Regions from separate parts of the Homo sapiens genome. Here region 1 is linked to region 2. A link is a loop called in an ENCODE intact Hi-C map of the cell type or tissue named here. Cell type or tissue: heart right ventricle. All regions are shown on one strand. Each heading gives the region's core, and the rest is flanking DNA. Links, peaks and the distances in the headings are about the cores only.

Region 1 (11,416 bases), core at 2,159-10,158, 57 kb after region 2:
CGTTCTTAAACCATATTCTGTCACGTTTTGCTTGTGTTTGGTTTTGGGACAGGACTGGAGTGCAGTAGTGCATCTTGGCTCACTGCAGCCTCAATTTCCTGGGCTCAGGGGATCCTCCCACCTCAGCCTCCCTGGTAGCTGAGACTACAGGCATGTACCACCATGTCTGGGCAATTTTTGTCTTTTTTGTAGAGACAGGTTCTCACCATGTTGCCCAGGCTGGTCTCAAACTCCTGGGCTGAAGTGATCTGCCTCTCTCGGCCTCCCAAGCTGCTGGGACTACAGGTGTGAGCCACTGTGCCCAGCCTTGCTTGCTTTTGAGTTTTGCTTTTTTTTTTTTTTTTTGAGACAGAGTCTCGCACTGTCACCCAGGCTGGGGTGCAGTGGCTCGATCTCAGCTCACTGCAAGCTCTGCCTCCCGGGTTCACGCCATTCTCCCGCCTCAGCTTCGCAAGTAGCTGGGACTACAGCTGCCCGCCACCACGCCTGGCTAATTTTGTGTATTTTTAGTAGAGAAGGGGTTTCACCGTGTTGGCTAGAATGGTCTCCATCTCCTGACCTCATGATCCACCCACCTCGGCCTCCCAAAGTGCTGCGATTACAGGCTTGAGCCACCGTGCCTGGCCGCTTTTGAGTTTTATAAGATATCACAGCACAGTATCCATAGTCTTCAGTGTCTTTATATTCAACTTTATGTAGTTGTAGCTTATGGATTATCTAATCTTATTAAGGCAGACTGCATGCCACTGACGGGTGCTGGGAGAGGAAGGGCACAGCTGGTGGCGTGGAGCTCACCCTCATGACTGTGGGGCCAGTAGGCCAGTGCTTGCCTCCCTGGGCCATGGAGGGGCCATGGCACTGCCCAGAGACCTCCCGGGACTTGGCATCCTGAGGGCAGTGGGTGAGGGACAGCTACAAATCCACTGAACCACTTACCAGCACCTTGGCCACACCACATGCCGTTTGCAAGCCCCTCCCCTTCTCTTAATATGGAGATAGGCTATTTGAAGGGATTGCAGCGGTAATTAATGCGTGTGGCACCGTGACCCAGTGTGGCACATAGCAAATGCTCACCAAATGGCAGCTCCTGATCCTACTGTGATCACATGCATGGGCTCCCAGTCCAGGGAAAGGGCTAGAAGCCAGGGTTCCTCATCTGAGAATGCCTGTCCCCCGCACAGTGCCTCTGCGTCAGTCAATTCTCCCGCAGAATGGGTACAGGGAAACCCGTTTCCATTCAGTGCCGTCCTGTGGTGTGGGTCATCGCGCACCAGATGAGGACCTGGCTTCTTCCTGCAGAGCCCCTTACAGAAATGACTTTGTAAAGGACAGGGGTACAGAACGTCCACTGGGTTGGAGGAAAATAACTCCCATACACTGCACAGAGATCAGCACCATCACGCACTCGTCACAGATGAGGAAGCCAAAGAAAAGAAAAATTAAGAACGCTTCCCAGCATTGCGTAACCAGTGTGTGGTGAGGGTGGGACTGAAATCCAGGGCTTCCCAGCACTGTTGGCTGTTTCCTCTTTCTGCCCGACTACCCTCTCCCCATGCATCAAAGGAAGGGCTCACCTTCCTCCTTCAGTCACGATGTAAGGGATTTTTAAAAATAGGTTTTTGATGGAGAGAACAAGGAGCCAATATACGTTGTATACCAAATGTGGACACATATCTGATTTAATTCCCAAAACAACCTTGTACCTTATTACAGTTCCTCACTCTAAAGACAATGCAATATGGAAAGTTGAACAATCGGCCCCAACTCCACCACCAGGCCACGCAGCTGGGCACTCCGCCTGCAGCCTCCTCTCCACACCCCGCACCCACGGCCCGCCTCCAGCCTCCTCTCCACACCCCTCACCCACGGTCCGCCTCCAGCCTCCTCTCCACACCCCTCACCCGCTGCCTGTGCCCACACCCTTCTCCCCTGTGCTCACGCGGATATTAGAACAATAAGGGCAACCGAAAAGCGGAAACCCAGGACCCCACCAGCTGACTTCACTCCTCCCACCTTCCTTGTTCGCTGCCAGGCTTGGGTCCACATGCAAGTGATCTGTGCAAGCTACAGCTTCGTAAAGGTCTCTGGGCACGCAGAAGCCTGCAGTTTAGCAGGCACCAAACTGAGTGAACAAGTGAATGAGTAAATAAAGGAACAAACAACAGAACGAAAGTTCACAATTGCATCGCAAATAGAGCCTTCTGCTCTTCTCCTCGTGGTGTTTCCGTGTTTCCAAATCTTTATTATATCTAATGTCTACACAGTATTTCCAGGGCAGGCAGTCTGCAGACGTGGGTTACTGCCCTGCTGTCATTGTCCTGAAATTCCTAATAATGTTGAAATGGGCCAAGCACAGTGGCTCACGTTTGTAATCCCACCACTTTGGGAGGCCGAGGTGGGTGGATCACCTGAGGTCAGGAGTTCGAGACCAGCCTGGCCAACATGGTGAAACCCTGTCTCTACTAAAAATACAAAAATTAGCTGGGCATGGTGGCGGGTGCCTGGAATTCCAGTGACTCGGGAGGCTGAGGCAGGAGAATCGCTTGAACCCGGGAGGTGGAGGTTGCAGTGAGTCGAGATCACACCACTGCCCTCTAGCCTGAGTGATAAGAGTGAGACTCAGTCTCAAAAAAATGAAATAAATAAAATAAAATAAAAATAAAAAATACAAAAATAATGTCAAAACAAGGGGCACCACAAGGTTTGTAGCCAGACGTGCTGGTCCACTGGGCTCATAACCGTAGTCTCCCCGGCTCCTGCCTCAGCAGCAGTATTTTGGCTCCTTGTGGTATGTGGCTTCTGAAAGCAATAGTAAACTCTTCCTCCCCACCCACTCAGTACGCAAGTCGAACCTCACTTCTCAGTGTTTGCTGGATGCAAACTGGGTTTAGTTTTTTTTTTTTTTAATGTCTCAGGAATCAAAGGCTGACATGGGAATTTCCCCTCTAGCTAGAAGTGATTCTGTTCAGGTATAACCAGGTGTTCAGCAAGGCTTTTACTGCCCTCACTCCGCAGATGTCCCAGGAGTGGCTTCAACAAAGATCAGGCTCCGTCTCCCAAGAAAAGGGGTGAGTAGTGAGCAGAGAAACCCAGAGCAGCCCAGGCAGGATTTCTCGTGCCTTCACTCACACTCATCTGCTGATCCCAGAGCAGCCCAGGCGGGATTTCTCGTGCCTTCACTCCATTCATCCGCTGACCCCGGAGCAGCCCAGGTGGGATTTCTCATGCCTTCACTCCATTCATTCACTGACACCAGAGCAGCCCAGGTGGGATTTCTCGTGCCTTCACTCACACTCATCTGCTGATCCCGGAGCAGCCCAGGCTGGGATTTCTCGTGCCTTCACTCCATTCATTCACTGACCCCGGAGCAGCCCAGGCCGGGATTTCTTGTGCCTTCACTCCATTCATTCACTGACCCCGGAGCAGCACAGGCTGGGATTTCTTGTGCCTTCCCTCACTTCACTCATCCACTGATCCCCGGAACAGCCCAGGCTGGGATTTCTCATGCCTTCACTCGCTCCACTCATTCACTGACCCCGCTGCCCATTCACAGAGTTTCTGTCCACTTTCCTGCGAGGGGCCCCAGCTAGGCCTATGGGCACAAAGGAGGCACAGGCCCTGCAGCGGGGCGCTCTCAGACGCACAGCAGGAACCAGGGCAGGTAGGCACAGGGTGAGGGCACCCAGGCGCCCGAAGGAGTCTCTGCTTCCCAGAGGTCTCGCCCTCTGACTGCCTTCTTAGAAGAGGAATTCCATTTTGTAAACGGAGAAGCCACAGCTACCCCCAGGACCTCTTTAAGAACAACATCCTTATCTCCCAGCCAGGGCCCAAGACGCTCAGGGCCCTCCCATCAATGGAAGGGGCAGACTTGACAAGCAGGGGAGAGGGGGTTAAACGTGGAATCCTGAGAGGAAATACATGTTATGAATGAAATAAACAATGGGGCCAGGCCCAGTGGCTCATGCCTATAATCCTAGCATTTTGGGAGGCCAAGGTGGGCAGATCACCTGGTTAGGAGTTCGAGAGCAGCCTGGCCAACATGGTGAAACCCCCCTCTCCACTAAAAAGTACAAAAATTAGCCAGGTGCCATGATGCACACCTGTAATCCCAGCTACTCAGGAAGCTGAGGCAGGATAATCGCTTGAACCTGGGAGGCGGAGGTTGCAGTGAGCCAAGACGGTGCCATTGCACTCCAGCCTGGGTGACAGAGCCAGAGTCCATCTCAAAAAAAAAAAAAAAAATGAAATAGACAATGAGAAAAAATCATGGCTTCAGTTGCCAAACATGCTATTCTACTTTTTCATTAAGTATCTACAGCAAGGCCCAGCATCTTACAGGCACCACAAATACCTCCTAAGAACCACATCCCTGAAGCATGAGGAGGTTCCTCTCACTGGGGACTGCCCCAGCCCCACCGCGGTGTTTCCCTCCCTACAGTGACAGAGCACCTTCTGGGGCAGCCTGGATTCCACCCACAACAGCACACGCTCCTCTTAGCTTCTTACCAAGAGCACAGAGTAAGAAGGCACCTATCCTCTCTTATCTTCCCCCAGCGGTCAGCACATTACCGGTGTGCTCTCTTCTACGGTACATGGATTTTTCAAAATTGTAAACAAAATCGAATAGCTGTGAAAGATTGGGGCAGTGCTCTGCCTACCACAGGCAAAGTGCTTCCCATCAAACCAAAATTCCAGCTATGCACATGAGATGGCTTTAAACGTTCATCTTTAAATTGAGAACGACCACATCACCTCAGCTCTAAAAAGACCGCCAGTTCCTAGCGCAAGGCATCCAGGTAGGAGGCAGCGGCCCTAGGAAACTTTCCTCCTTTCCAATTTTGGAGACAAGATGACCCCACTTGGTTTTAGATGACCCCATCTGAACTCAAAGTCTTTCCCTGGAAAGTTGCCAAAGCAAGGCCCACCTTTCCCCCACCTCTCTGATCCCCGTTCCTGAGCCCAACACAGAGCCACTGGTCCCTGGGGGCAGTCGTGGCTGCTGTCCGCCTGGCCCGTCAGACGCTGCTCAGGCTCAGGAACAATCGTCAGGTTGTGAGACCAGGTACTGCACTGCGGTTTGGAATTAGCGAAGACTGTTTAGCCCCCTGGGCCTTGGGCTGTTTGAAATCTGCCACCCAAGAGGGTGACTCCATCATCCAGCACCTCTCATGGGTCGGATCCCATCTCATCAATAGGCTCCACGAATTTCCGCCATGAACTAATCAAACTTTGGAACTCTGGTGCCAGATTTATTGAGACTCAATCTTTTGCCTGGATCTAGGGACAGATTCCCATCCTCCTCGCTCAGCAGGAGCCCACCTCGCGCCCAGTTTGGAAGCCTGCCTGCCTCCCCTCTGCACTGTCATAGCCCCGTGAAACCCTCAGCTGCAGCCCCGGGCAGAGTCTCCTACCTGAGCACGCGCTAGGCGAACGGGGCGTCCTGCCCGTCGCTGGCCCGCGAGGACACTGCCCCCAGGCGCCTCATGGCTGCTATTTAGAGAGGCGGCCGCAGTCCCAGGCGCAGGGAGAAGCCTCGGCCCGGGCCATCAGACAGCCCAGCAAATCAGGCCGCCCGGCCGCAGCGTTATCTCGGGGAGCTTCCTGTCTGCGCTGCGTCCACCGTCCTGCCTGGGGAGTGTGGGAACGCCTGGAACTCCCTGAGGCCGGCTTTGGGGTGGGGGGCAGGACCCTCCTGGAGATGCCCCTGCTAACTCTCCAACCCGAACATCCCAATTTTGTTTCTTTTTTGGCTTTCTCTTCTTTCTTTTCGTTTTTTGAAAAAATAAGCATGACTACTGTGGAAATTCAAAAGAGCATAAAGAGGAGGGACGCTCATCACCTGGCACCAATCAGACAGAAACGAGGGCAGCTGACTGATCTCCTTTCCTTTGTTCATATGGGATTTCGCTTCAAAAGTCAGCAAGAGCTTGACCACGGCCTGTGGAGACCTGGCCACACGTGAGTCCGGAAACTCACTCTACGCATTTAAGTTTCATTTAAAGGCAAGTTTCATTTAATGCCAGAAACAAATGTTAGTCAGGGGCTGGACAGATCCAGCTTCTATGCAGCCCGAATCTTGCATGTTTTGGGGGATAGCGGAACCTTCTTTAAGAAAAAGATACATATAAAATTACAATCATAAGAAGCTAGGTTCAAAGGTGAATATTTATTTAGACTGAGAAATCATAAAATAAAACTGTAAAAACACAAATTCCACACACATAATAAAATTAAGGAAAAATAATGGATTCTTTATTTAAAACGTATTATTGAAGTTATACATAAATTTGACAACTTAGACAAAATGAACCACTTCTTGAAAACACGAACTACAACATGCCCAGCATGAAACAGATAATTCAACAGCCCTATGCCAAGGAAGGGAATTGAACTTGCAATTTAAACGCTCCCCAGAAAGACATTTCAGGGCCAGATGGTTTCACAGGAGGGTCTACAAAACGTTTAAAGAAAAATTAACACCAATTCTACACATCCTCTTCCAGAAAATAGAAGAGGAGGGAATATTTACCAATTCATTTTATAAAGTTGATTATTACCCTGATACCAAAACCAGACAAAGACAGAACAAAAACACTATAGACCAATAACCCTCATGAATATAGATGAGAAAATCCTTAATAAAATATTAACAGACAGAATTCAGCAATATAGAAAAAGATTTATCAACTATGACCAAATGGGGTTTCATCCAGGAATGTGAGGCTATGTCAATATTCAAAGCTCCTTTGATAAAAACCCATTAACAAGCTAACAAAGAAAATCAAATGAATATCTCAATTTATATAGAAACAGCATTTGGCATAAACCAACACCTTTCATGATAAAAACTCTCAGAAAAATAGGTGCAGGGGACCTTCCTCAACTTGATAAAGAGCATCTGTCAAAGGCAAAGCCACAGCTAACATCATACTTCATGGGCAAAAATGGAATGTTTCCTTCCTGAGATCAAGACAAGGCAAGGGTGTCCACTCTTACCTCTTACTCAATGCAGTGCTAAAGTTCTAGGCACACCAGCAGGGCCCGAAAAGGAAATAAACAGCATGTAGATTCGAAAAATAAAATAACTCTGTCCCTTGTTGCAGATGACATGGTTGTCTACTTAGAAAATCCCAGAGTCTACAAAAGAGCTCCTGGAAACTATTAAATCAGTGTGACAGGTGACAGGATACAAGGCAAACATTTAAAAAACCAAGTAGGCCAGGCGTGGTGGCTCACACCTGTAATCCCAGCACTTCGGGAGGCCAAGGTGGGAGGATCACCTGAGGTCAGGAGTTAGAGACCAGCCTGGCCAACAAGGCAAAACCCCATCTCTACTAAAAATACAAAAATCAGCCAGGCATGGTGGTACATGCCTGCAATCCCAGCTACTCGGGAGGCTGACGCAGGAGAATCACTTGACTCCGGGAGGCAGAGGGTGCAGTGAGTTGAGGTTGTGCCATTGCACTCCAGCCTGGGTGACAGAGCGAGACTCTGTCTCAAAAAAATAATAAACAATGAAAAACCAAGCAGATTTCTATAAAATAACAATGAACTCATAGACACCAAAATTCAAAATAATATCATTTACAATTGCTTTAAAAAAGGAATACTTAGGTGTAAATCTAACAAAACATATATAGAACTTACATGCTGAAAACTACAAAATGCTGCTGAAAACCTCAAAAAAGATCTGAATAAACAGAGAAACACGTCGTCTTCATAGATTAGGAGACTCACCCCAAGCACAGTGGCTCATGCCTGTAATCCCAGCATTTTGCAGGGCTGAAGTGGGAGGATCACTTGAGTCCAAGAGTTCAAGACCAGCTTGGGCAACATGGTGAAACCCTGTCTCTAACAAAAACAATACAAAAATTAGCCGGGCATAGTAGAATGGTCCCAGCTACTCAGGAGGCTGAGGTGGAAGGATCACTTGAGCCCGGGAGGTGGATGTTGCAGTTAGCTGAGATCGCACCACTGCACCCCAGCCTGGGTGACAGAGTGGGACCCTGTTTCAAAAATAATAAAATGAAAATTAAAAAGTATAGATTGGGAGACTCAACAGAGTAAAAATGTTGATTCTCCCCCAAGTTAATATACAGTACAAGCTTAACACAATTTCTATCAAAATCATAACAATAATTTTTGTAGATATAGACACGGCTATTCTAAAGTGTATATGAAAAGAGAAAGGAACTAGAATAGCTAAAACAATTTTGAAAAAGAATAAAATAGGAGGAATCAGCTCTCCGTCTCCGTCTCCGTCTCCGTCTCCGTCCCCGTCCCCGTCCCCGTCCCCGTCCCCGTCCCCGTCCCCGTCTCCGTCTCCCTCCATGGTCTCCTTCCACGGTCTCCCTCTGATGCCGAGCCAAGGCTGGACGGTGCTGCTGCCATCTCGGCTCACTGCAGCCTCCCTGCCTGATTCTCCTGCCTCAGCCTGCTGAGTGCCTGCGATTGCAGGCGCACGCCGCCACGCCTCACTGGTTTTCGTTTTTTTTTTTGGTGGAGACGGGGTTTTGCTGTGTTGGCCGGGCTGGTCTCCAGCTCCTAGCCGCGAGTGATCCGCCAGCCTCGGCCTCCCGGGGTGCCGGGATTGCGGACGGAGTCTCGTTCACTCAGTGCTCAGTGGTGCCCAGGCTGGAGTGCAGTGGCGTGATCTCGGCTCGCTACAGCCTCCACCTCCCAGCCGCCTGCCTTGGCCCCCCAAAGTGCCGAGATTGCAGCCTCTGCCCAGCCGCCACCCCGTCTGGGAAGTGAGGAGCGTCTCTGCTTGGCCACCCATCGTCTGGGATATGAGGAGCCTCTCTGCCTGGCTGCCCAGTCTGGAAAGTGAGGAGCGTCTCTGCCCGGCCGCCATCCCATCTAGGAAGCGAGGAGCGCCTCTTCCCCGCCGCCTTCCCATCTAGGAAGTGAGGAGCGTCTCTGCCCGGCCGCCCATCGTCTGAGATGTGGGGAGCACCTCTGCCCCGCCGCCCTGTCTGGGATGTGAGGAGCGCCTCTGCTGGCCGCAACCCTATCTGGGAGGTGAGGAGCGTCTCTGCCCGGCCGCCCCGTCTGAGAAGTGAGGAAACCCTCTGCCTGGCAACCGCCCCGTCTGAGAAGTGAGGAGCCCCTCCGTCCGGCAGCCACCCCGTCTGGGAAGTGAGGAGCGTCTCCGCCCGGCAGCCACCCCGTCCGGGAGGGAGGTGGGGGGGGTCAGCCCCCCGCCCGGCCAGCCGCCCCATCCGGGAGGTGAGGGGCTCCTCTGCCCGGCCGCCCCTACTGGGAAGTGAGGAGCCCCTCTGCCTGGCCAGTCGCCCCGTCCAGGAGGGAGGTGGGGGGGTCAGCCCCCCGCCCGGCCAGCCGCCCAGTCCGGGAGGTGAGGGGCGCCTCTGCCCGGCCGCCCCTACTGGGAAGTGAGGAGCCCCTCTGCCCGGCCAGCCGCCCCGTCCGGGAGGGGGGAGGGGGGGTCAGCCCCCTGCCCGGCCAGCCGCCCCGTCCGGGAGGGAGGTGGGGGGGTCAGCCCCCCGCCCGGCCGGCCGCCCCGTCCGGGAGGTGAGGGGCGCCTCTGCCCCGCCGCCCCTACTGGGAAGTGAGGACCCCTCTGCCCAGCCAGCCGCCCCGTCCGGGAGGGAGGTGGGGGGGTCAGCCCCCCGCCCGGCCAGCCGCCCAGTCCGGGAGGGAGGTGGGGGGATCAGCCCCCCGCCCGGCCAGCCGCCCCGTCCGGGAGGGAGGTGGGGGGGTCAGCCCCCCGCCCGGCCAGCCGCCCAGTCCGGGAGGGAGGTGGGGGGATCAGCCCCCCGCTCGGCCAGCCGCCCCGTCCGGGAGGGAGGTGGGGGGGTCAGCCCCCCGCCTGGCCAGCCGCCCCATCCGGGAGGGAGGTGGGGGGTCAGCCCCCCACCTGGCCAGCCGCCCCGTCCGGGAGGGAGGTGGGGGGGGTCAGCCCCCCGCCTGGCCAGCCGCCCCGTCCGGGAGGTGAGGGGCGCCTCTGCCCGGCCGCCCCTACTGGGAAGTGAGGAGCCCCTCTGCCCGGCCAGCCGCCCCGTCCGGGAGGGAGGTGGGGGGGTCAGCCCCCCGCCCGGCCAGCCGCCCCGTCCGGGAGGGAGGTGGGGGGGGTCAGCCCCCCGCCCGACCAGCCGCCCCGTCCGGGAGGGAGGTGGGGGGATCAGCCCCCCGCCTGGCCAGCCGCCCCGTCCGGGAGGTGAGGGGCGCCTCTGCCCGGCCGCCCCTACTGGGAAGTGAGGAACCCCTCTGCCCTGCTTGAAGGCAGCATGCTCGTTAAGAGTCATCACCACTCCCTAATCTTAAGTACCCAGGGACACAAACACTGCGGAAGGCCGCAGGGTCCTCTGCCTAGGAAAACCAGAGACCTTTGTTCACTTGTTTATCTGCTGACCTTCCCTCCACTATTGTCCTATGACCCTGCCAAATCCCCCTCTGCGAGAAACACCCAAGAATGATCAATAAAAAATAAAAATAAAAAATAAAAAATAAAAAAAAAAAAGAAAAAAAAAAAAAAAGAAAAAAAAAAAAGAATAAAATAGGAGGAATCAATCTACCCAATTCTAAGACATTATACAATGGAACAGAACAGAGAACCCGAAACTAGATCTACACCGATACACTCAACTGCTTTCTCACAAAAGTACAAAAGCGATTCAGTGGAGGGAAGACAGCATGTGCCATGAACGGTGTGGAGCAACAGGACGTCCATAGGCAAAAAAGATGAACCCCAATATAAGCCCCACACCTCATACAAAAACTATCTCAAAATAGATCATGGGCTTCAATGTAAAATGTAAACTTACAAAACTTTTAGAAAAAATGGAAGAAAAATCTTCAGGATCTAAGGCTAGGCAAATCATTCTTTGATATTCTAACATCAAAGTACAATCTATAAGAGCAATAACTGATCAATGGAACTTCACCAAAATTAAAACCTTTTGCTCTGCAGAAGACCCCGTGAAGAAAATGCAAAGACAAGCTACAGGATGGGAGGAAGCATCTGTCAGCCACAAATCCAGCAAAGGAGAGTGTCGGGAATATAGAAAGAACTCTCCGAACTTAACAGGAAAATAACAAACTGCCCAAGTAGCAAATGGGCAAAAACATGAAGAGACATTTCACTAAAGAGGATATACAGTCGGCAAATAAGCACATGAAAAGATGTTCAACGCCATTAGCCATTAGAGAAATGCAAACAAAACCCACAGTGAACTATCACGACTTGTCTATCAAGGTGGCTAAAACAAAATCCCAACACCAAATGCTGGCATGAGGGGAAACAGGGGGCAATGTGAAATGGTGCAGCCAGCTGGGTGTGGTGGCTCAGGCCCGTGGTCCCAGCACTCTGGGAGGCTGAGGCGGGCGGATCACGAGGTCAAGAGATCGAGGCCATCCTGGCCAACATGGTGAAGCCCCATCGCTACTAAAAATAAAA
Region 2 (11,416 bases), core at 1,623-9,622:
CCGTGACTTCCCCGCCACAGCAGTGCAGTGCCCCCGCTCGCCGCCTCGGATCAGTCACAAAGCTCACGGTGCGGAGAACAGAAGGGCCTATTTTTATCCTCGTGGTTTCGCTAAGCCTAGGCTGTGGCACCGATAAAGCCATGGAAGAAGGCACCCTGACCCCTGCCCTCCACACCCTGACCTCTGCCCTCCACACCCTGACCCCTGCCCTCCACACCCTGACCTCTGCCCTCCACACCGAGCTGGCTCCTACAATCTAATGTGCTTCCAAATCACCTACGAGCTGGTTAAAGTGCAGATTCTGACGCTGCAGATTTGAGATACGGCCTGAGGCTTGAGATTTCTCCAAGCTCCAGGGCGATGCTGGGGCTGCTGGGCCATGGCCAGAGGTTGAGCACAGGGCTCTGCCAGCTAGCTGCCCCATCCGACGTGGCAGCCACTAGCTATGCTAAATTCAATACTTCTCTAACGCTAAAATCAACTTAATTTAGTGAAGTTAAAAGTTTGGATGCTCTGTCTTATGAGGTAAGTTTCTAGTGCCCAACAGCCACATGCGGCAGAGGCGACAGGCTGGGCTGCACAGCTACAGAACTTTCCATCGTGGCACAGCAGACGTCCTGTGGACCCATCTGTGGGGCGGGAGGAGAACAAGAGCTGGCAGAGAGGTGGTCCCAGAGCAGTGGCCTGAGCCAGACGTGAGGCTGTTCTCGGAGCTCCGTAGGGGCTTCAACCCTCCTGCCTTGGTCCTGCCAAGACATGAGGATTCTCATGGAAAGGGCTGGAGCACCCTCAGAATAATGCCGCCATCCCCGGCCTCCCTGGGCTCCCAGGAGGCAAGGAGATCAGCCTGCGATGATGGAGGTGCTGGCTGCCTGGACGGGCTCCTCCCGACCCCTGCGCAGCCCCTGGCTGAAGTGGGTGTCCCGCTCACTAGGTGGGGACCTGATGTTGAGGAAATGTCCACTCTTCAGGCACAACAACCTCCCACCTCTTCCTCCCCCCGCCCCATTCCACTGGGAGCTCGCTGGCTCTGCTGACAGCAGGCTACCCACATCCCCCACCGGAGCGGGCAACAGGCTTTGCAGCGCTCCAGCAGAAGCACAGGGCAGCGCTTAGGGGCTCCAGCAGAAGCACAGGGGCAGAGCTCAGGGGCAATGCTCGAGGCTTGTCTTATGGCTCCAGCTGCAAGAGGCCAGTGGTTTCCTTAATGCTGTCCCTTTAATTAGGCAAATACTTAAAACTTGTCATTCTAAGGCTGGGCACAGTGGTCCATGCTTATAATCCCAGCACTTCGGGAGGCTGAGACGGGAGGATCCCTTGAGCCCAGGGGTTTGAGACCAACCTGGGCAACACAGTGAGACCCCATCTCTGAAAAACAAAAGTTTTTTAATTAGACAAGCATGATGACACACACCTGTATTCCCAGCTACTTGGGAGGCTGAGGTGGGAGGATCGCTTGAGCCCAGCAGTTCAAGGCTACAATGAGCTGTGATCGCACCACTGCTCTCCAGCCTGGGCAATAGAGTGAGACCCTATCTCAAAAAACAAACAAACAAACTAGTCATTCCTTTGACAGTCACATAAACTGTGCATGTTTTCCATGTTGCCCACCCTCATACAACACTCCTGGGACACATGTGCCAGCCTGGGTAGGGCAACTTCAAGGTGCTGGGCCCCCTCCACCTGCATCCACGCCCCATTCTTCTCCCCGAATGTGGGTGGAGCCCAGTGGCTCACTTCTGGTGAACAGGACACAGCAAAGGTGATGGGTGTCACTTTCCAGGTGAAGTTCCGGAAGCCTGTGACTTACGTCTTGACCCCTGCCCCTGCCTTTTCTCCTTTATTGCCCTGAAGGAGCAGCTGTCATGGTGCAACCTGCCCTGCAGAGAGGCCAGCAGCCAGCACGGAGCTGACCCCACCAGTGACCTGGGGAGTGCACGAGGAAGCAGTTCCTGTCCGCAGAGGGAGGAGAGTAGCCCACGGACACCTCGACTGCAGGCTGAGAGAGGGTCCAGGGAGCGGCTCAGGCACTGACCACAGACACAGGGAGGTCACGGATGCTGCTTTAAGCCTCTAATTCGTGCTAACTTGCTGTGCCGCATTACACAGCCAATGCAAAGCGCTTCTTTATCCATGGCAACCTTCGCCTGAAAACAGTCATGCGGTCCTCTTTCTGCGCCTTCCAGGCAGAGTTGCAAATGCCCTGTCTGTGACACGACCCCAGGGAAATGGGGCATGAAGTCCAGAACTGACTGAGAATACGTTTCTTCCACTCAGCTGAAGGGAAACACGCAGAAAAGACAGTCACGTTTCCTGCACACCTGAGGGTTCACTGAGAGTCACACGCACTGACTGTGTCATCCCAGAGCTTCTGGCAGTGTCTGGCTCGTGACAAGTGCTCAGGGAGTGTGTCTTGAGCTCTTCAGCTTCCATCAGATGATAACCTGAATGTGTGGGTCAGATGAACTAGCTTTCATCTAGAAAAAGCACAACCCTAAGGAGCAAGCTTGGGCAGCCTCCTAGACGGCCCCAGCAATCCTCACCTCCTGGCACTCATACGTTGGTAAATCCCTTCCATGCTGAGCAGGACCACCCAGTGCAACCAGCAGGGCCTTACAGAAATGGCAGAGCGTGGTTCCGAGGCTGCGCCATCAAAGCCACTGCAGCCGTTGCTTTTCCTCCCGTGTGGGGGATGCAGCCACAGTCGCAGTCCACCGCCTCTCCTCACGCTCACACCTCTTTACAATGTGACTTTGCAGGTTCTCCCATCAAGGGCTCTTGGATCACTCACATGGAGGGAAGCCAGCTGCCTTGTCATAGGGTCATGCAGCAGCCCTCTAGAGAGGCCCACATGGCAGGATCCAAGTCCTCCTGCCAACAGCCAGCAATAACTCGCAGGCATGTGAGCAAACCACCTTGGCAGCTGATCCTCTGGCCCAGTCAAGCCTTCAGATGAGACCGTGGCACCAGCAGATATCTTGAGTGCAATCTCTTGAGACTCCTTGAGACAGAACCACCCAGCAAAGCTGCTCCCAAGCTCCTGGGTCACAGGAACCATGCAAGCTAAGATCTATTAATCGTGGGATAATTCGTTACACAGCCATAGATGATAAACCCCAGCAGGGAAGCCTGATGGGGGATGAGGGATGAGAAAGGCTTAGAATAAGACTGAGGGCTGCAGCACAGGGGTAGCAGGAGCGGGAAAGATACACAGGACATGTTGGAATAGGCTTGGCCCTCACCAGAGTCTTCCCTCAGCTCTGCCACGCACCATCATGGCCCACGGGATGAGGGAAACGAGGTGAGCTTGAGGTCATCAAGGATGAGCAGAGCATCTCGGTGTGGTCTGGCAGCACCCTCGTGGTACCTGAGCCCAAGAGCAATGCCAGAAACTGTCTTCTCGACACCCACTGCTGCCACAATCCCCCAACAAACTGTGATGGAATTTTTTAGCAGAAGGACCTACCCCAGCTCACAGTGCCTGACACACCTTCAGGGAAAGCGGCAAGGGCTGGATCGTAGCTGGCAGGACGCAGGTCCACTTGGGCCACCAGGCCTTCAGTTCAACACATGCCCAGTCCTTGCCGGTCACCTGGAGTGGCCTTCCCTCTCCTCTCCAAACCCTGCCACAATGGATGTCTGTCCTGATTCTGGCCACATCTGAACTTCCTTCACACAAGTGGCAAACTGCAAACGTGGCCACAGTCCCTCACACCCCTGTGCAATGGAACTCCACAGCTTCTCCCATCATGGGCAGAGTCTATTTCCTGACCCCTGGGCTCACCTCATGACCAACTTGGGGCACAGAAGGAGACAGAGTGATGCTCCAGCTCTGAGTGGAGGCTTCGGGGGGCCCCGTGTGCACCCACTCTTTTTGAAGCAGCGCCAAAATGCTGCTGCCACCCTGCAGACATGTTCAGGCCAGTTACTTGAAGTGAGAATCTGCAGGCTGCAGACAGGCCTCCCAGCTGATGCACTGGAGACCAGCCACCCCACCAGCTACCCAGAGACACCAGAGTGAGCCCAGCCAAGACCATAACAACTGCCCAGCTTAGCTCAGTCCAAATTGCTGACTACAGAGTTAAGATTAATGGTTAAATGGATGGTTATTATTTAAAATCACTAAGTTTTGGCCAGGCGTGGTGGCTCACGCCTGTAATCCTAGCGTTTTGGGATGCTGAGCCAGGCTGATTGCCTGAACTCAGGAGTTCAAGACCAGACTGCGCAACACGGTGAAACCCCATCTCTACTAAAACACAAAAAATTAGCCGGGCATGTGGCACACGCCTATAGTCCCAGCTACTTGGGAGTCTGAGGCAAGAGAATCCCTTGAACCGGGAGGCTGCAGTGAGCCGAGATCACGCCACTGCATTCCAGCCTGCTAAACGAGCGAGACTCCATTTCCAAAAAAAAAAAAAAAAAAAAAAAAAAATCACAAAGTTTTGGGGTGGTTTGTTACACAACAAAAGCTAACTGATATACGCTGTTTGGGATATCTCCATCCTTAGGAAACACATTTTCTTCCCACCATAGAAATGGAAAAATATGTGCTTCCCAGCCTCCTTTGTATCTAAGGCATGGACGCCTACAAAGCTTCCATGTAGAATTGTGCGGATTGTAGCTCTATGAATAGTGGCTCTGGATTTGTGCAGTGCACAACCTGTGCAGGCCCACAAAATGGCCCCGAGCTCTAGGTACCAGACAGACCGGCCCCCAGGCTCTGCACAGGAAGCTAGTGAAATGCAAACACAGCAGCACAGCCGCTTCCATAGCAACAGCGGGCAGCCTAGCAACCACCCGCACCTGCTGCTGGCAGCCGAGGGGCCCTTGCAGGTCGTGGTGGGCGGCACAATCCATGGGCTTTGTTCCCTTCCACACGCACCGAGGCGGGGCTCCGGGCCTCCCAGAATTCCTGCGAGCTCCCAAAACGCTTTCAACAAATTCCCTTTGTGCTTAAATTAGCCCGACTGCGATTTTCCTGCTTGCAACTAAGAAACGTGTGGTTCTTGGTTCCGAACTGCTGAGCTGAGCCGGGTTGCGTCTGGTGACCTCAGCCCTCACCGGCCACAGACCCTGATGGGCCCACAGGGGAAGCGAAGGGCACGGTTTCCATGCAGTGACCTTGAGTTGCCTTCTACGGCGTGGGCAGAGCGCGAGAGCAGTTTCAGGCCTAAGGGAGGAGCATCCGGATGAATAGCTGCCCGCGAATAAGGACGATTGAGAGCCACGCGACATCTGTCAGGGATCTCGTCCTGCCCCTGAAGAAACGCCGGGCATGTTTCCCGCCTCCCCGGCCGATGGAGCTCCGCATGGGGTTGGCCCAGCCTCCATCCAGAGTTCGTCTTTGCCATCAACGGCCAAAGTGACCTTTCTTTCTCCTGACTGCTCTTTCGGTCGTCAGGTCTACGTGGCTGCTGTCACCGCAGGGACACAACGTGGGTGCCACTGAGGATGAGAACTCACGCGGAGCGAGGCCGGGTGCTTTCTGAAGAGTCTGACACCTCGGCCTCTGCCTCCTGCTCCCGCCTGCTCTTTGTCCTTTCTACGCCTTTAACTCGTCTCCCTTCCTAACACACACACACACACACACACACACACACACACACACACACACACACACACACACACACACACACACACACACACACACACACACACACACACACACACACACACACACACACACACACACCCCCCCCACCCACCCACCCACCCAAAAAGAATTCCCGCAAGCATCGGCGGCCTGAGCGCCCTCCGTGGCTCTGCAAACCTCCCCGCGCCTGTGTGGGCGCCGCCGTCCTCGTCCTCTTTTCCCACTAGATGGCAGTATGGAGCCACGGATCCGCCGCCACCGCCGGGCAGCCCCAGGCTGTGTGTCTGCGCTCATCCATCTCAGCCCACGCTTCAGAGGGCTCTGAGAAATACACGCGTGCCAGCTCTCCGGTCATGCCTCAATGCAGCACCTAATAAATCCCGGCTCTCTCCTTAACCAAACCGTTTCCCTCCTACTTTGCAGATCAGATTCTGCAGTCTACACAATAGGTCTCCTCCTCGGAAGTTATGGGAATAAAATCAGGGTAATGGTTCTGACTTCAGGCCCAGTGTTTATAGCCCCTCACGTTTGCTTTAAAGCAAGCATAATCCTACACTGCTGAATTAACCAGGTACAAAGAAAGGCCCCGTGCGCCTTCACTGTGCCTGCTATTAACACAGACTCCCCTCCATGAAGCCTGGTGGAGGGTCTGCAGGGTGGGGACTGCGTGACAGTGGGTACCCACATGGGAGGGGTAGTGTGGAGGCAGAGGTGTTTGTACCCAAGCTCCTCGCCTGTATGGGAGTAAACTGAGCCCCAGACAAGTGCGAGACGCCCCAGGAGCAGAGCATCTGGAAGGGAGGTGCACGCACTGCTGACCCCCACAGAACTATGGGGCAGGTGGCTGCCAGGGCCCACATGTTCACCGGGCCGAGGGGCTTCAAGGTGCTGCTGGGGCTGGAGCTGCAGCTGCCCGCTTGCCCAGGCCTCACCAGGCTTCCACCTGACAGTCACCGTGGTGCGCTGTTTCTCTCACTCAGTAGCCAGCAAACAGCGCTCAGCATCAGTCCTGGCAAGGCAGGCTGCCTGGGTCAACTCAGGGGCCATCAGCCCGGTGGCCGGCCACAGACAGGGAATCCTGGCTGCCCCGAGAGCCCTGTGGATGCCACTCCGGCCCCCAGGAGGAGCAGTGGGAGCTCCTGCAGGAACCTGGAACAGGGCTTTGCTATCTAATTCCCTAAACCCCAGAACCCAGAGAGTGTTCCCTCCTCCAGGAGGTGTCCCGGCTTCCTCTGCCCTCTCAGCCAGCGCTGCCCTCTTCCCTTCCAATTGAGGGCACTGTGCAGCCAGTGCCGAACGGCTCTTGTTTTCTGCAAGAATCAGACATAAGAGGGGAGAAAGGGGTGAAGACCCACAGATGACGGCTCCGTGCCTTCCAGGGCACTAATGCATCACGTCCAGTTCCTCACAGAACAAATTTGGAAAACGTCTTAGACGCTGCTGAACAGCTGTAGCTGGGGAAGCTACGGGCAGCAAGTCCTCGAATTGTTTCATCCAACCTTGCTTCGTTGTAACACTGATGAGGAAAAACACTGAATCCCAGCTGGGGCCGCTGTCTGTGGCGTCTGTTTGTTCTCCCCATGTCTGCGTGGGTTGTCTCTGGGCACTCTGGTTTCCTCCCGCGTCCACACGTGTGCACGTGAGTCCCTGGTGTGTCTGCCCGGTCCCTGTGTGAGTGCGGGTGTGTTGCCCTGCGATGGGACAGCGTCCTCTCCAGGGCTGGAGCCCACCCTGCACCCTGAGCTGCCAGGTCAGGCGTGGGCCACCCGCACCCCTGAACCAGAATCACTGGGTAACATGGATCTTATTTCTATTAATCTTTCTTAAATGTATGTGTAAACCACATTTACTTCAGTATTTAATATTAGAAGTGTTTGGGGGCCGGGCGCGGTGGCTCACGCCTGTAATCCCAGCACTTTGGGAGGCCGAGGCGGGTGGATCACGAGGTCAGGAGATCGAGACCATCCTGGCTAACACGGTGAAACCCCGTCTCTACTAAAAATACAAAAAATTAGCCGGACGTGGTGGCGGGCGCCTGTAGACCCAGCTGCTCAGGAGGCTGAGGCAGGAGAATGGCGTGAACCCAGGAGGTGGAGTTTGCAGTGAGCCGAGATCGCACCACTGCACTCCAGCCTGGGCAATAGAGCGAGACTCCGTCTCAAAAAAAAAAAAAAAAGAAGTGTTTGGGGTCTTTTTTCGAAGTCTGGTGATGACCCTGTGACCAGAATGACACCCTAGGCACTTCAGTCTTGCTCATTAACGCGCCCATTGTGGAACTGGTTTCATTAACTGCCATTTCACCCAAGCCTGCCATTTCCAAGAACCTATGACGTGTGTTGCCGTTTCTATGAACCCGTCTACGGCGTGCATGAGAACGTACTGTCCTGGGCTATGTTCACCACTGCCTGGCACCCAGGCTTCTCTACGGGGCCAGGTACTCAGTACTCAACACCCAGTACTCTGCCACGCCGACCGCCCTACACACATCGTGTCATGTAATCCTCACAAGGCCCCAGTGGGAGGCATGAAAATCATTCACTCCACCAATGAGGAAACTGAGGCTTAGGATGTTTCTGTAACTTCATGAAGATCACACTGTCACTTGAAGTCGTGTCCCAGCCTGGGACACAGCGGGTCGTGTGATGCGCTGGTGGAAGAGGCGGCCGTCTGCCCACATGGATTTGCAGGAGGACAGGGGTTGGTGTTGGAGCAGAGAATGGGGGGCAGTGGACAGCCTACAGCCCCGTGGACACTTGGACAAAGATGCTGTGGGCAGCCCTAGGGGAATGGAGGCCCAGCTGGCAGGCCTTCCCTGTGGCCAGGAGTCCGCACATGGAAGCAGAGTCTCCACCCACTCTGTGGGCAGCACCCCAGACCCTGCAGGATCCCCGAGGCCAGCAGCACCTCCAGGACTGGTGGACCTGGGGCAGCCAGGGAGGCTTTGTGGGCAGTGGATGCCGCCGTGCAGGTGAGGAAGAGCCAGCCAGCCTCACATGCACAGAGCTGACACCCTATGTGTGCACGAGAGCTTTGCCAGTGTCAGGAGCGTCTTGGCTCCCCCAGCCTGGGCAGAGCAGCCTCGAGCATGTGAAAGCCTCATCAAAGACAGATGGGAAGACATGCTTTCCTGTGTGACTGGGAGACGTGTCAGGGAGAAGCCACTCCACATAATGAATAAGACTCATCCATTAAAATAATTACCTCTGCTCCTTAATGGGGGGAGAAATGGAAAAGAGGACAAACCTCTCTAGGCCAAAGAGCTCTCCTGCTCCCATCCTGAGGGCCCAGACTCATCACTAGCACAGGAGTGGGAGAGGCTGCCAGGGCTGCCGGGCTCCCTGGCGCTGCTGTCCCCAGGACACCCACTGCCCATTGCCCCACACCTGCCCACTGCACCATCATCAGCAGAGCCTGGTCTCTCCTCTCCTGCCTGTAACTCACAGGCCCAGACTTGGCATTGGATTGGTTATCAAATTTGTAAGTGCAGCCATTCAACCTCCAGGTCTGTTTCTCCCCTACAGATAGGGTCTCACCGGCGCACATCAAGGTGCAGTCAAGGAGCCTGACCGCAGCTGGGTTGCGAGAGTGAAGGCTGAGACAACGCTAGTGTCCATCAGGAGAGGATGCGTTAGTGATCACCAGGGAGTGAAGGCTGAGACAACGCTAGTGTCCATCAGGAGAGGATGTGTGAGTTACCCCCAGGGGCATCAGGAGAGGATGTGTGAGCAACCCCCAGGGGCATCAGGAGAGGACGGGTGAGCGACCCCCAGGGGCATCAGGAGAGGACGGGTGAGCGACCCCCAGGGGCATCAGGAGAGGACGGGTGAGCGACCCCCAGGGGCATCAGGAGAAGATGGGTGAGCGACCCCCAGGGGCATCAGGAGAAGATGGGTGAGCGACCCCCAGCGGCATCGGGAGAGGATGGGTGAGTAACCCCCAGCGGCCACACTCTGGAATACTCTGCGGCAGGATGGGAGAAGCAGGCAGGCCCCATGGGCAGCATGGGAATTGCCCCAAGACAGGTTGCTGATGAAGAAGGTGAGAAAGAATGCCCACCCCCGAGGCATTCTCCAGATACGTTTTAATCGTGTGTGTATGTGTGTGTGTGTGAGTGTGTGCATGCTCTTGAAAAAGGCCTAGAAAGACTGACCCTCAACTAGAGCAAAGTTGACTGAAGTAAAGGAGGATTTTTGCTTCTTAGACGTATGTGTGTGTCGCGTTGAACATATTACCAATTACATTCACATGGTCCCTGTGTCATCACACGCGCAACCCCTGCAGCCTGTCTGGGGCCCTATATTTCAAGGCCACCTCAGCGAACCAGAGAGTTCAGAGGCAATGGGGGGATGAGGGGTGCGGGGGCTGAGGGAGTGGCTCTGCGTCCTCACGGGGATGATGGACAGCAGGGCACAGCCTGTGAGACCAGAAGTGGGGACCACTGAGGACTTGCCCATTCAGTGAGATGACCTGCTCAGTGACAACCCTCCCCACACACAGCCTGGCCCCCCAACACACAAACACAGCAGCATCCCCCAATTCTTCAGCTATACTCCAGGCATTGTTGGAACTGCCACACAGAAAACCATGGGTCTGACAGAGTCAGAAACGGAGAAATATTCAAACTGACTGCTTAGTAAATGAATGCATGGGTGAGCAGATAGAGGGGTGAGTTAATGGCTGCAGTAGCTTGTAAGCACCAGAAGGATATACGCACCAGTAGGAAGACTCCATCTCTCATACACAGAGTCTGCGCCAATGAAGCAAAAGCCTGGTCGCTCTGACGGGCTCCCTTCCAGCAGGCGAGGCAGCGGCACCTGCTTCTCCAGCTGTACATCATTCCCTGGAACCTGCTCCATGAAGACAAGGTGCTCCTCTTCCCATCCAAACAAACCAGGGACCACTCAGGTCCGGAATAAACTTGTTTGCTATGTCCTTCCAATGAGATGAGAATTAAATTCAAGGAGATATCAAGAAATTCCTGTCAAGAACTGTGAAAGGCCTGAGATTTTACCCTACTTACAGTCCCAGGTTCATGGGTGCTGGCTGAAGACATGAGACTTCTGGGTCAGAGATAAAGGACTTTGTTACTTACAGCAACAGCCATAGCTGGGGTATTGGCATTTCTGCACCAGTATCCTGGGCTCCACTCCCTTCAGGGGTTCAGGAAGAAGGCAGACAGCACCCGCACATGCAGTGGGTCCGTTACAGGGAGGACCCTTGAGCCTAGGGAACCCGGTTCTTCTCTAGCAGGTAGTACACATGCCTGCACTCTTTCCTGGAGGGAGACATCATCTTTATTATGCTGGACAGTAACCATGCCTGCCTGTTGCCACAGAACGAGACACTCTATTTTCCAAGGCTGCGGGCAAACCTGCCCTTTTCTCCGGTGGGGAGACAGGGAAGGGAGACACTATCTTTATCTTCCAAGGCATTTCACTGTACAAACACCCAGAATAGATAACTTAGAACAAAGGGCCGTCGGGGCCTCCCTCACAGGATGTGCACAAATACACCCACCCCTGGGAGCCAGCTCCACAGCTCCCTCTCGCCCCACAACACCAGCTGGGAGGGAATGTACATGTACGTGTGTTCTATTTTAAAAATGAAGATACTTGTTATTTTTATTGGGATTCTGAAATACAAAAAAAAAAAAACCATGAGGTACTGTGGCAGGCAGCTTCTGAACTGACCCCCAGTGGTCCCCACCCCCTGGTATTCACCCCCATGTATGGGCTGCACCCGGTGCCTCGCCTCAAGCTGGTAGAGCACCACAGAGGGAAGGCACGTGCTGTGGTTTGCTGTTGGGCCTCTCCAGATCTCATG

Evidence for each region. A loop is a pair of places that touch in the nucleus more often than their neighbours do. Peaks named below come from ENCODE experiments on the same cell type or tissue, not always from the same donor. Only the 100,000 strongest peaks of a DNase experiment are listed, where the experiment ranks them.
Region 1: a loop joins it to region 2, with 7 times the contacts of the local background. A loop is called at or near these places in 28 of 110 quality-filtered maps.

The regions. Positions count from the first base shown.
Region 1 is chr2:3,589,164-3,600,579 of GRCh38, reverse strand. COLEC11 (collectin subfamily member 11) reads right to left here and starts at 5,468. Exons shown (of 7, transcript NM_024027.5): 1 at 5,412-5,468. In heart right ventricle, for the core only: a CTCF peak has its summit at 5,473; a DNase peak (open chromatin) is centred at 5,549; H3K4me3 peaks cover 1,806 bases; H3K27ac peaks cover 1,217 bases.
Region 2 is chr2:3,645,597-3,657,012 of GRCh38, reverse strand. It overlaps a transcript of ALLC not described here. Among named protein-coding and RNA genes, the nearest start is that of ALLC, 6.9 kb to the left of the region's middle. RefSeq lists enhancers at 4,833-5,072, 4,324-5,072, 5,183-5,462. In heart right ventricle, for the core only: a CTCF peak has its summit at 5,845 (motif pointing right); DNase peaks (open chromatin) are centred at 4,827, 5,312 and 5,842; H3K4me3 peaks cover 1,034 bases; H3K27ac peaks cover 1,019 bases.